3 separate regions of the Homo sapiens genome follow, and regions 1 and 2 are each linked to region 3. Evidence: chromatin contacts called from ENCODE Hi-C data. All regions are on one chromosome and are shown on one strand. The core of a region is the stretch at or near the end of the contact, and the rest is flanking DNA. Distances in the headings are between cores, read along the strand shown.

Region 1 (3,513 bases), core at 889-3,388, 3.6 Mb before region 3:
CTCTCTGGTTCTCAATCATGCCCTGCACTTTCAGCTGTTTCTTTCTCTCTCTCTCTGTACATGATCTGTCTGCCAGATTTGACTTGTCTCAGCCTGACAAACTCTTGTATAATATATCCTACATGAATCATTTCAAACACTACCTTCTCTGTGAAGACTCCAGGTGCAGCAATCCACTCCACAGTATGTTGAACCTAAATCTCTTGACACGTGTCTCACTGTATTGCAATTCTTTATTTGCATATTTATCATCAATACCTAATGTGAGCCCATTGATTCACAGTATCTAGCAGGGTACTGTTTATACAGCAGTTACTCAATAAATGTTGTCGTTGGGAGGCTGAGGCAGGAGGATCACTTGAGGCCAGGAGCTTGAGACCAGCCTGGGCAACATAACAAGACTCCACTGCTACGAAAACAAAAACACAAAAATTAGCCAGGCACAGTGGTGCACGCCTGTAGTCTCAGCTACTAGGGAGGCTGAAGCAGGAGGATCACTCGAGCCCAGGAGTTCGAGGTTGCAATGAGCTATAATACTGCCGCTGCACCCCAGCCTGGGCAACAGAGTGAGACTTTGTCTCTAAAAAAAATAAAACTAGGCAAAAAATGTTGTTGAATGCTCTAACTTGTGTTGATCTCTCCATTGTCTTAACTCCAAGAGCTCTTAGTGCTTATATCAACCACTTTGCAAAATTGCCTTAGGTTGTTCTCCCATTCTTTCAGGTGTCTACTGAGTTCCAGCGAGATTAAATGGAGATATCTTGACCAAGGTATTCAATTCTTCTAGCCTCAGTTTCTTCATCTGTAAAACGGAGGATAATAATAGTACCTCAAAGCATTTTTATGTGAAATGGGATAATTCATTAAAATCTTGATACATACAATGTGCTCAAAGTAGGAAAAGCATTTTATAAGCTTACATCCTAAATTTATGTCTTAGGGTTGCTATGAGGATTAAATGAGAAGATACACATGAAACGAAGTCATAATATATTGTGTAACTACTTATTACCTTTATTTTCACTGTCTCCTCATCTAGGTTAGAAGCCTGGTTCAGCCTTCATTCCTCAAGTTCTTCCGCTGGATGCCCAAAGCCTTCCTTACCTAGCCTTGTTTGACTTTTACAGTCTCCACTCTAACACTCTCTTCTCAGCACTCATCACAGGGTCAGGCGCAGGGTAGGTGCTATGTATTTAGACAGTGGCAGCTCTAGAATTAGCAAGGTCTTTAGCTGAAAGTGAGGTCTTCTGCCTTCTTTTTGATGTTTGCTTGTATAACTTGTCTCAAATATTTTGCCTTAGTCAATTCACTGTGACATTTTGGGGATGCAGTCTAATTACATTAGGCTTAGTTTGCTTTGTGGTAGGACCATTTCCGATGTTGGAATGTACAAGAGGGAGGCAGCCTTAGCCAGTGTCCTACTTTTTCCTTTACTAAAGACATAAATCATCTTTATATAACTTTTGTATTACAGCATGACTAGAAAAGTGCTTGATCTGGATCCTTTCTGATATTTAAGCAATTTCCATCTATCACTAAGATGTGAATTTTTTCCTTAGAATTTAGGAAGCGGTAATAAAACACAGAAACAAACAACCACCACCAAAAGGACAAAGGGTAAAGCTTTCACGTACGGTTTGGAAACACTAGTGTGGTTACAATGAATCAAGACAGTTGTGAAAGTTCCCATCATCTTGTGCATGTTTTCTCCATTTCCGAAATCTGAAGCCGAATACAGGGAAAGCTCCCTATACTTACTGGGCCTTTAACTAAGAAACGAAGACTTGGGGCAAGCATCTGAAGAGTCACACCGACAAATGCTCCTAAAACCCTTGGCATTTACTGAACTCCTGAGATTCTGTGGGATCGCAGGGAAACGGCGGGTGAAGGCCTGGTGCATCCAGGTGAACAGACAGTCTCACGGACTGCGAGGCGCTTGCCAGAGCCCAGCGCCGCAGCTCGGAGCACCCCCGCGGTGCGGGCAGTCCCGGGACGGTGCCGGCTCTTTGGGCTGGAGCTCCGCAGGCTCTTTCCGCCCGTCTGGGCCATGCAGGGCCGGGTAGGGCCGGGCTGAGTCTACTGAGCCGGCCGCGCCGCGGGGGAAGGAGTTTCCGGCGGACTCGGCTAGGTGCCGCTTCCTGTCCCCTTCTCCGCGCTGCCTCACGGTGCCTGCACGGGACGCCGCTCGATCCCCGAGCCCCCTCGCCGTCCCCGACAGCCCCCCCGGCGCCATGCAATCCCGGCTTCTACTCCTCGGGGCACCCGGAGGCCACGGCGGCCCGGCCTCGCGGCGCATGCGGCTGCTCCTGCGGCAGGTGGTGCAGCGCAGGCCGGGTGGCGACAGGCAGCGGCCGGAGGTCAGACTGTTGCACGCCGGCTCGGGGGCCGACACAGGTAACTCGGGGTGCGCCCCTGTCCTCCCTGGTGCCCCTGCGCTCCGTGCCGGGTCCCCGCGCGCCCCCGCCCCTCCTCTCTGTTGCTTCGCTGCGCTTGGAAGGACCGTTTGCCGAGCGGGGAGCTGAAAGATTGAGGTTCTAGTCCCGACCTCGGCGCTAACTGCTGTGTAACGTGGGGGCAAGGCGCTCGCCCTCTCTGTGCCTGATTCTGCAACCCGAGGGGTCTGGACTAAGGTTTCTGATGACCTAGAAGAGTGATTTCTCCTTCCCCTGCCGCTGCCTTTACCCCCAGAATTCTGACTTAGGTTATAATACTCGTAGAGGTTAATGCCTCAGCCCTATGGAATTATTGAAAGCTGGATTTGACCTTGCTCTCTGAGCCTCAAGGGCCTGGAAGCCGGTCTGTGTCATGTTCTAGCCAGGGCTTGTGGCGGCTTAGAAGGGAACATTCTTGCCAAAGAACCCATAGTTCACGGTGTTTTAAATGCATCCCCGAGCCTTTCCAAGTTTTACAGGAGTTTTCCTTAAAGTTTCACGTAATTCTTAGAGCTGACAGTTACACCTTAATTTAGTTAAAACACTTGCCTCTACAAATGAGGTAATTGAAACCCAGAAGGGAAAAGTGATTCGCTGGAGAACACACAACTAATTACTATGCTAGAATCACATGCTTTGATTTCTAAGCTCAGTATTTTTTGGCTCTACTTGAGCTGGTTTTAGGAATTCTTTTTCTTGTGTGTTGGTGGAGTTAGAGTTACTGTGATGGTTAAGGAAAGGATATCTGTTGTTGCTACCCTTGAATGGTGAAGTGATTCCAGACAAGATTTTGTCAATGTCAGTGCTGCTTGGAATAACAGGTTTTCACTATGAAATTGTAGGTTTCGTTGTCCTCTTGCATTTTCCCCGCAACCCCCAGTTTTCCTTGCTAAGAAATGAGCATATGGGCCGGGCGCGGTGGCTCACGCCTGTAATCCCAGCACTTTGGGAGGCTGAGGCGGGCGGATCACGGGGTCAGGAGATCGAGACCATCCTGGCTAACACGGTGAAACCCCCGTGTCTACTAAAAAGAAAATACAGAAAAATTAGCCGGGCGTGGTGGCGGGCGCCAGTAATCCCA
Region 2 (3,669 bases), core at 883-3,382, 4.6 Mb before region 3:
TGGCCAGTATGTGGCAAAGCTGGTCTCAAAGCACTATAAAAGCCATCTCCCCTTCTCTCTGCTGCCTTCCAGTACTCAATTCTCTCTTTCATCTAGTTTTTATCTATGCTAATCTCTCATGTGAAATGTCTTTTATGTTTTATTTATTTGTTTTGTAGAGATGAGGTCTTACCATGCTGCCCAGGCTGGCCTTAAACTCCTGGCCTCAGGTGATCCTCCTGCCTCAGCCTCCAAAAGTGCTGGGATTACAGGCATGAGCAACTGAGCCTGGCCCATGTGAAATGTCTTGATTTTGCTCCCCACTTTCTGGGTTGCCTTAGCTCAGATCTGTATTTCTTACCTAGACGTAACTAGGCTCTGAATTTATCTTCCCGATTTCAGTCTCTTCATCTTTCAATCTCCGTTTTCACATTGTTAGAAGCTAACTTTGTAAAACAGATATTATTGAGTAACTGCCCTATTGAAAAACTTCCTGTGCCTTCCACATTGCCTACAACAGTGGTTCCCAAAGGGTGATCCTGAGACTGGCATCATTGGTATCACCTGGAAATTTGTTAGAAATGCAAATCCTTGGGCCCCATCCCAGACCTGAATCAGAAACTATATATATATATTTTTGAGATGGAGTCTCTCTCTGTCGCCCAGGTGGAGGTGGGGTTTCGCCACGTTGGCTAGGCTGGTCTTCAACTCCTGATCTCCAGGTAATCCTCCTGCCTCGGCCTCCAAAAGTACTGGAATTACAGGAGTGAGCCACCGTGCCTGGCCATAAATCTGTTTTAACGCACCCTCCTCCAAGTGGTTCTGATGCTTACTGAAATTTGTGAAACTCTGGCCTACTCTACAAAACCCTAATGTCTTAGGATGGCATAGAAATCCTGACTGACTTTCCTACCATGTTCCTTGTCATTATTTTCTCCTCTCCTGTCCCACCCTGGCCCACCCTTCAATTTCATTCTTTCATTAGCTATCAAACCTGTATGTGTCTTTTTGTTCTAAGCACCAATAATATAAGGAAGACAGTCCAGCTCCTAACTGTCTTGCTGACCTAGGACTGGGGTGCTCCAGCCACATGACAACCCCTGGAATTAAGTACACACCATGTCATTTTAAGTGACAAGCCTCTGCCATAGCATCTCCTTCTTCTTGGTGAATTCCTATGTCTTTGGTGGCTCATTCTCAAATGTCCCTGTTCCTGAATTACTCAGAGGGCTAATCCCCAGTTTCTCTGTGCCTCCACAGCTGCCTGTCATTTCATTTATCCCAAAGTGGCATTCCCATTTGTTTACCTGTCTACTAGGATACTCCTAGAATGCAGGTAGCATGAGGGAAGAGCCTTCACTCATCTTTGTGTAGACGGCATTGTGACCCTGGTGACCAACCCTGGCACACATCAGAATCATCTGGGAGCTTTTCAAAAATATGAATGCCAGAGCTCACCCCTGAACCTACAGGAACTGAGCCTTACACATCCATATTTTAAAATGTCCCCACATCACCGTTGCACACTGTTCTGCACAGAGCAGGTATTTTTAATAGTTCTCGAATGTCTAGTCAATTACTTAGCAAGGCTGCCTGGAGAATCATGTCTACCTTAGCTTACTTCTCCGGCTTTGTAGGTTTTTGTTTTCTTTTGATTTCAGTTTCCATTTCCTCTAACTTGAAAGTATGTGCATTGGTAACAGCCACACAGCAGTCATTACTGATAAAAGGCGACATTTTGTTGAGATGATTTTAGTTATTGACCTAATCTCTGGTATTTTAAGGTTAATATATTTTTTACAGTCTCAAATATCCAGCGGTAACCTCAAATTAGAGTTGCCTGTTAAACAGTTTCTCAAGTATCTTTCAGGATTGTAGTCACTCTGCGGGCTAATCGCTCACCAGGTGTCCGTGGCTGATCCCAGTTATTCTGATTAACCTCTAAGGTGATTGTGAGACTTTAAACCGTCTCACCTGTAGCCGACCAAGCCAGCTCAAGTCAACATCCTGGGCTGTTAACCCGCGATAAGGTCGGACGGGGCCTCAGTGGAGAATACGTGGGGAAGTTCTCTGGGGCGGGCGCAGTCTGCTGCTGATTCTGAGAAACCGAAACTCAGCTGTTAAAACCGCTGCCTCTGCACTTTGGAATCCCATCTTGAGACTCGCTAAGCGTCCCAGCCGCATCCCTCCCGCAGCGACGGCGGCCCGGGACCCGCGGGCTGTGAACCATGAACACCCGCAATAGAGTGGTGAACTCCGGGCTCGGCGCCTCCCCTGCCTCCCGCCCGACCCGGGATCCCCAGGACCCTTCTGGGCGGCAAGGGGAGCTGAGCCCCGTGGAAGACCAGAGAGAGGGTTTGGAGGCAGCCCCTAAGGGCCCTTCGCGGGAGAGCGTCGTGCACGCGGGCCAGAGGCGGTGAGTATTTTAACAACCTGGCTTCGGGGCGGGAGCCCGGGCCCCAAACATACTCACTCACAAGCACCTTGGTCCTTGGAGTTTAAAACCACAGGGGCCCAACAACAGGGATTTTGACTGAATGAAAGCTCATTTGCTTAAATGAAAGTATCCATGCCGCACCTTATAAATTGAGTCGGCTAGTTTGCAGTCCTTTGGTAAATAACCAGCCCGGTTCCTTCCAGGAATACTACTTTCCTGATTTTTGTGACTGGCTACAGGATTGAAAGATATGGGTGTGTCGGAACTGCCTAGGCATCCAGTAAGATGTCATTTTCCAGGTATCTCCAGAACTCATACTCCAACCAGTATGGAAATAACTTTTCCCTTACTGTTTTTAAAAATTTGGTGCTGGGCCAGGCGCGTTGGCTCAAGCCTGTTATCCCAGCACTTTGGGAGGCCAAGGCAGGCAGATCACCTGAGGTCAGGAGTTCGAAACCAGCCTGGCCAACATGGTGAAACCCAGTCTTTACTAAAAATAAAAAATAAGCTGGGTGTGATGGCACGTGCCTGTAGTCCCAGCTACCTGGGAGGCTGAGGTAGGAGAATCGCTTGAACCCGGGAGGCGGAGGTTGCAGTGAGCGGAAATTGCGCCATTGCACTCCAGCCTGGGCAACAGAGCGAGACTGTCTCAAAACAAAACAAAACAGAAAAACAAAACTTGGTGTCCTAAACGGAATTACTGTATCAGACACTAACAGGTAAGGGTCAACAAGAAATGTGATATGGGGTAGAAGGTTCAAATTCTGCCTCTAGGTAGGAGCAAGCCTACGTCCCAGCAAGACTCGCAGATAAACTAGCCTCTTACAACCAGAGGAGTGGAGCTGAGAGAGTGAGGAGGTGAGTGACCATAGTACCTCTCATCCCTGATGTTGATATGTGCTCTATGCAGGAACAGATAGGTAGCTTTTATTCCTGGTCTTTGGTTCAGGGACTGCAGTGAGTATCCGGGAAACATTTATTAAGCAAGTGTCATGAGCCTCTCTTTCTAGCCAATGGAATGAACTTTAACTCAACAGTATGGTTTATCACAACATCACTGCCTTTGAAGTGCTGCCTCTGTGAATTGGAACTGTCCAGATGGTTTTATTTTTAGTCTCTCCTTTTTCATCGACTTCTAGTCTCTGAAAGACAAACCCTGGTTGCTAAGAAACAGTATATAACCTTATGGCCGATAAACAGTAGATTTTCTTTCATCCCTTAGCTTTTGGAAAGTACCAGGCCTTTAATATTAT
Region 3 (3,993 bases), core at 316-2,815:
GAAAGTTTGAAATTTTTAAACAATCTTTTCTGAGAATAAGGAGGAAAATGAGCAAACTTGAAGAATGTATTAAGTACTAGGTACTATTAATTGTAGTCATGAATTTAATGTAAACCCTCCAGTCTGTTATTTTCTCCAGGGGCAGTCAGCTATGTACAGATAATACAAACAGCTGGTTTCAGAGTTGGTGTTTCACTAACCAAAATATGCTGAGAGGAGAGACAGGGCCACCAGAGTTGAGGGTGTTTGCATGAGAATGATTTAAAGGTGGACCAATGGACTCTTAACTATATAAGGAGTAAGGTAAGGAATAGAAGTGGGGATAGCTACAGATAAAAAATCACTGTGATTAATGGATTAAATGAAACGTTGTAGATGAGAAATTATAGTAAATCATGTAGGAGAGAATGTATTTATCCATAAGAGTGCCTGTAAACGACATCTCAGAGATGGAGCAATTATTGGAATCTTAAGGTTCTAGGCTGCAACCATGAACACCTGAGATAAAGTGTAACAGGGATATTTTGGAGATGAAAAGATCAAGGGAGGAAAAGGCTGAGAGGTTGTACGGATCATGGATTGGTAAATCATTGAAATTTATCAGTCAGCTAGGTAGGCCAAGGTACTAATTAATTATGCAAAAAATTCTATTGTAATCCTGTTCTTTGCTACATTTCATGCTACTTCCAACTGCAATAACCTCAAGAGTGTTTACTTAAAATCTATCACTCAACTGCGAAGGATAAGTAAAGGCCCCACATGGATAAACTATCCCCTATCTGCATTTCCCATTCCTACCAAATACTCTATTAAATCCCAGCATAGGAAGGGTGTGATCTGAGTCTCATTACTTTGTGATGCCCGACTGCTGAGTTACTCATACACAACGAAACTCAGAAGCCGCGGAATAACAAATGTTCAAGTAATTTCAAAGTCTTGACTATCAAGATGGAATGTCTTCCTTAACTTCCTCAACCAGCTGGCCAAAGCGGTGAAACGCTTTTCTAATATCCAGCAGATGGGGACTGTTTAAGAATCCCAACAAATTACCAGAACCTGGTCCACCTGTCCTCCCGCGCCACCTGCCCACCAAATGAATTCCGAGGGGAGGTCACTAATCAGAAACACACCCACACCCTCGTGACGGGGCCAAGCTGCCAAGCTGACACTTAGCGAGCAAGTACGGACCTCTCCTCGCAGGCTCCGGTGGGAAAGGCTCCTGGAAGGGCGCGAGCCAGGAAAGTAGATGAAGTGAAGAGATGAAGACTGCGTGGGGTAGTTGTTGGAAAAGCTCGGATCATCCCCAACCCAGCCCCGTCTTGTCCGGCCCCAAAAGGCCCATCTCGGCCGAGCTACTCACACTTTGTACGGCAGCCGTGGGTCCGACGTCAGCGTGATCTTAAAGGAAACCTTCGACCTGAGGAAAAGAGCGGGAGAGAGTCAGGGTCGGGCAGCTGGACCAGGAATTATGGCAGTCGGTAAGCAAACACTTACATGGTGGTGCCGGAATGAATCCAGAACACACGACAACTCCGCGGGGGTAGCACGACTTCCTCTAGTGTGCTGGGGACCGCCCCGCTCCACTCACGTCCACGTCTCCCTCTGCAATCTGGGGACCTCCGAAGTTGTTGCTATCCAACGCACTGCCTGAAAATTGGCCCTAAGAGCTCATGCTAGATGGCGCTTTTAAATTACAAATATCTTGTGCTTTTGCGTTTATATATCTAAGAAAAAAGTATGGATTATATTTATAAGATATCTTTCTAACTTTGGTAATTTGCTACCATATTTTTAGTCAGGCAGAATAAGCGTGGGCATAGAGCGTAGGACCCTAGGTTCCAGTTGGCAGGTTGGGGCGGAAGTAAGGGTATGGGGTAGTCGGATGAAGAGCGAGATGGACTTGGGGCGAAGCTCGGGGCGAGGCCGGGGGCGGGGCTGGGGCGGACGCGCTCTAAAGTTTCTAAGGCAACCTGAGCGCGGAAAAGCTTAATTGGTGCTCCAGAAGCAGGAATTGTAACACTGCTTTATCATTAGTTTTCTTCCGTCTTTCCAGCAAACCAATCCTGTTATATCCTTTACATTTCTCATAGTTTCTCCTTCACGCTTTACTTTCCGATACTGATTTATAACTATTGAATTTCGGTTAAGTAAGAGAGCTATCAAGTACGAATTATCTATGCCAAGACTCCCGCTGGGGTGGGTGAGAAAAAATGAGGTTTCTACGTTTGGGGAACGTGGCGTCTAGTTGGGAAGACACATCTATGAACAGGAGATTTCAGTAATTTGTTATATGGTCTAATTAAACCAGTGCGCTGAGTTGCTAATCACTGACCACATTTATTCAATTTAACAACCAACTTTGAACCCTTTCTATTTGCCCGGCGCTAAGCTAAACTCTGGGGAATCCAAGATGAGTAAGGCAGGTAGGCGTCAACTCTCTAGGATCTAACATCCTGTGTAGTGATGACGGAAGAAAATTGTCCTCTAAACTTTATTACAGATCTAAACCTCTGTGTTTGGAAAATATGCGTCTGTCTCACAATGACTGAAATGCCCTTTTAAAACATTAGCATGAATAGACAAAGGAGGAAGCAGGTAGGCATTAAAATAATGGGGCAATCTAGTTGATCTTTAGAATATGCATCAGATTCTTAAGGAGAGATACTTAAGAGAGGAACCAGGAAGGAACTGTAGTAGGGATAATGGAGATCAAATTCATCTTTACAATAATTTTGCAGCCAACTGATCTTCTATGGTGACATTTCCCAGTGGAGAGAGTTCTGGTTCTGAGTAGGCAAGTAAGACTCCAACATTCTCATGACAGCCATCCTCACTTTTTAAAATAATGGTCTTACCATATATGTAGATGAAGCCAAATATTGATTGACAGATACAGGGATCAACAGTTACAGCCTTAATAGCTGAAACTATTCAATTAGTGGGTGTGACTAAAACTTGTGAGAATAGTAATAAGGATAAAACTGTGATTGTGTCTACCTATTGTCAGCTAGCCAAATAATAATGAAAGAGATGAGTGTACATATTTACAGTCTATAAGACTACATATAATATATTTTGAAACAAAATTTGCATCCTGCTATTTATAGTTTGGTTTCTGCTCATGAATCAAAACGTGGCAAAATCCTAAAGAGAAAAATGGATATTAATCAGAGAGCTTTTATTGTATGTATAAAAAGTGGTGAAAACAGAATTCAGTCCCACAGTGTGACTTTAGTACTCAGATTCTGCTGCTTCAGAAAATACATTTGTATAATATATCAAAATAACATCTCTTGAGATATTAAAAAGCAGCTGTTTCTAAATATTTAGAATTCTTTTTCACCTCAGTCCCCAACTCTGCTTCTCATGTTTGTCTCCTCAGAGTCACAGCATGATTTCTGCAGCCTCCTGAGTTTTATTTTGCTTAGGACAAGAAAGAAATTATAAATGGATTTATTTATAATCAATTTTTTTAACTTTGTGAAGGGATTTGCAATTGGAAAATTTTATAGCAAAACAAGGACCTTCTCTTTTACTGAAAAGTTAAAATGTTGAAGTACGTTTAATGGCTGTAATCAGAAGCAAACTCTGGAGCAAATTTTTGGAGATAATTGGCAATGGAACATTTTAAGACAACAAATAGCATAAATGGCCTAATGTGTTTTGGAAAAGATCCAATTAGTATCATGTAGAGGCAGAAATGACTGTAGAAGTGCACAGTGTGACCATGTTAGACCTCATTAAATGTCAATGAAGCATACCAATATTCTATTTGCAAATGCATATAAATTTCCCATTATTAGAAGAAAGCCAGAAGGAAATTAAATTTACATAAGGACTAAAAAGATTTGCTTCCATAGTCATAGAAATTCTTCTGACTAGTTATTTTTATAGCCAACTTTATTTTTTATATTCCTCTGGATGCCAAAAAAAATTCTTTCATTTTCACCATAATTTGATTGTATTTACGATTATGACTAGAACCATCTGATA

The links. Hi-C counts contacts between places; a loop is a spot of excess contacts on that map. Pooled maps may share reads with other maps.
Region 1: a pooled map shows a loop between it and region 3 (11-fold over the local background). The contact joins the promoter of VWA8 here to the promoter of UFM1 in region 3. A Hi-C loop is called at or near these places in 5 of 50 pooled maps.
Region 2: a loop to region 3 is called in a pooled map, with 15 times the contacts of the local background. The contact joins the promoter of EPSTI1 here to the promoter of UFM1 in region 3. A Hi-C loop is called at or near these places in 6 of 50 pooled maps.

What each region holds. Positions count from the first base shown.
Region 1 is chr13:41,959,734-41,963,246 of GRCh38, reverse strand. VWA8 (von Willebrand factor A domain containing 8) reads left to right here and starts at 2,138. Exons shown (of 45, transcript NM_015058.2): 1 at 2,138-2,394. The coding sequence starts at 2,232. It overlaps VWA8-AS1 (VWA8 antisense RNA 1), which reads right to left and starts at 2,078. Exons shown (of 4, transcript NR_039974.1): 1 at 1,013-2,078. RefSeq lists a silencer at 2,059-2,468 and enhancers at 2,669-2,808, 2,904-3,404, 3,405-3,513.
Region 2 is chr13:42,990,704-42,994,372 of GRCh38, reverse strand. It overlaps EPSTI1 (epithelial stromal interaction 1), which reads left to right and starts at 2,132. Exons shown (of 11, transcript NM_033255.5): 1 at 2,132-2,395. The coding sequence starts at 2,208. RefSeq lists enhancers at 1,499-1,738, 1,999-2,118.
Region 3 is chr13:38,347,423-38,351,415 of GRCh38, reverse strand. It overlaps UFM1 (ubiquitin fold modifier 1), which reads right to left and starts at 1,565. Exons shown (of 6, transcript NM_016617.4): 1 at 1,495-1,565; 2 at 1,361-1,417. The coding sequence starts at 1,496. RefSeq lists silencers at 1,014-1,228, 1,926-2,035 and an enhancer at 1,606-1,815.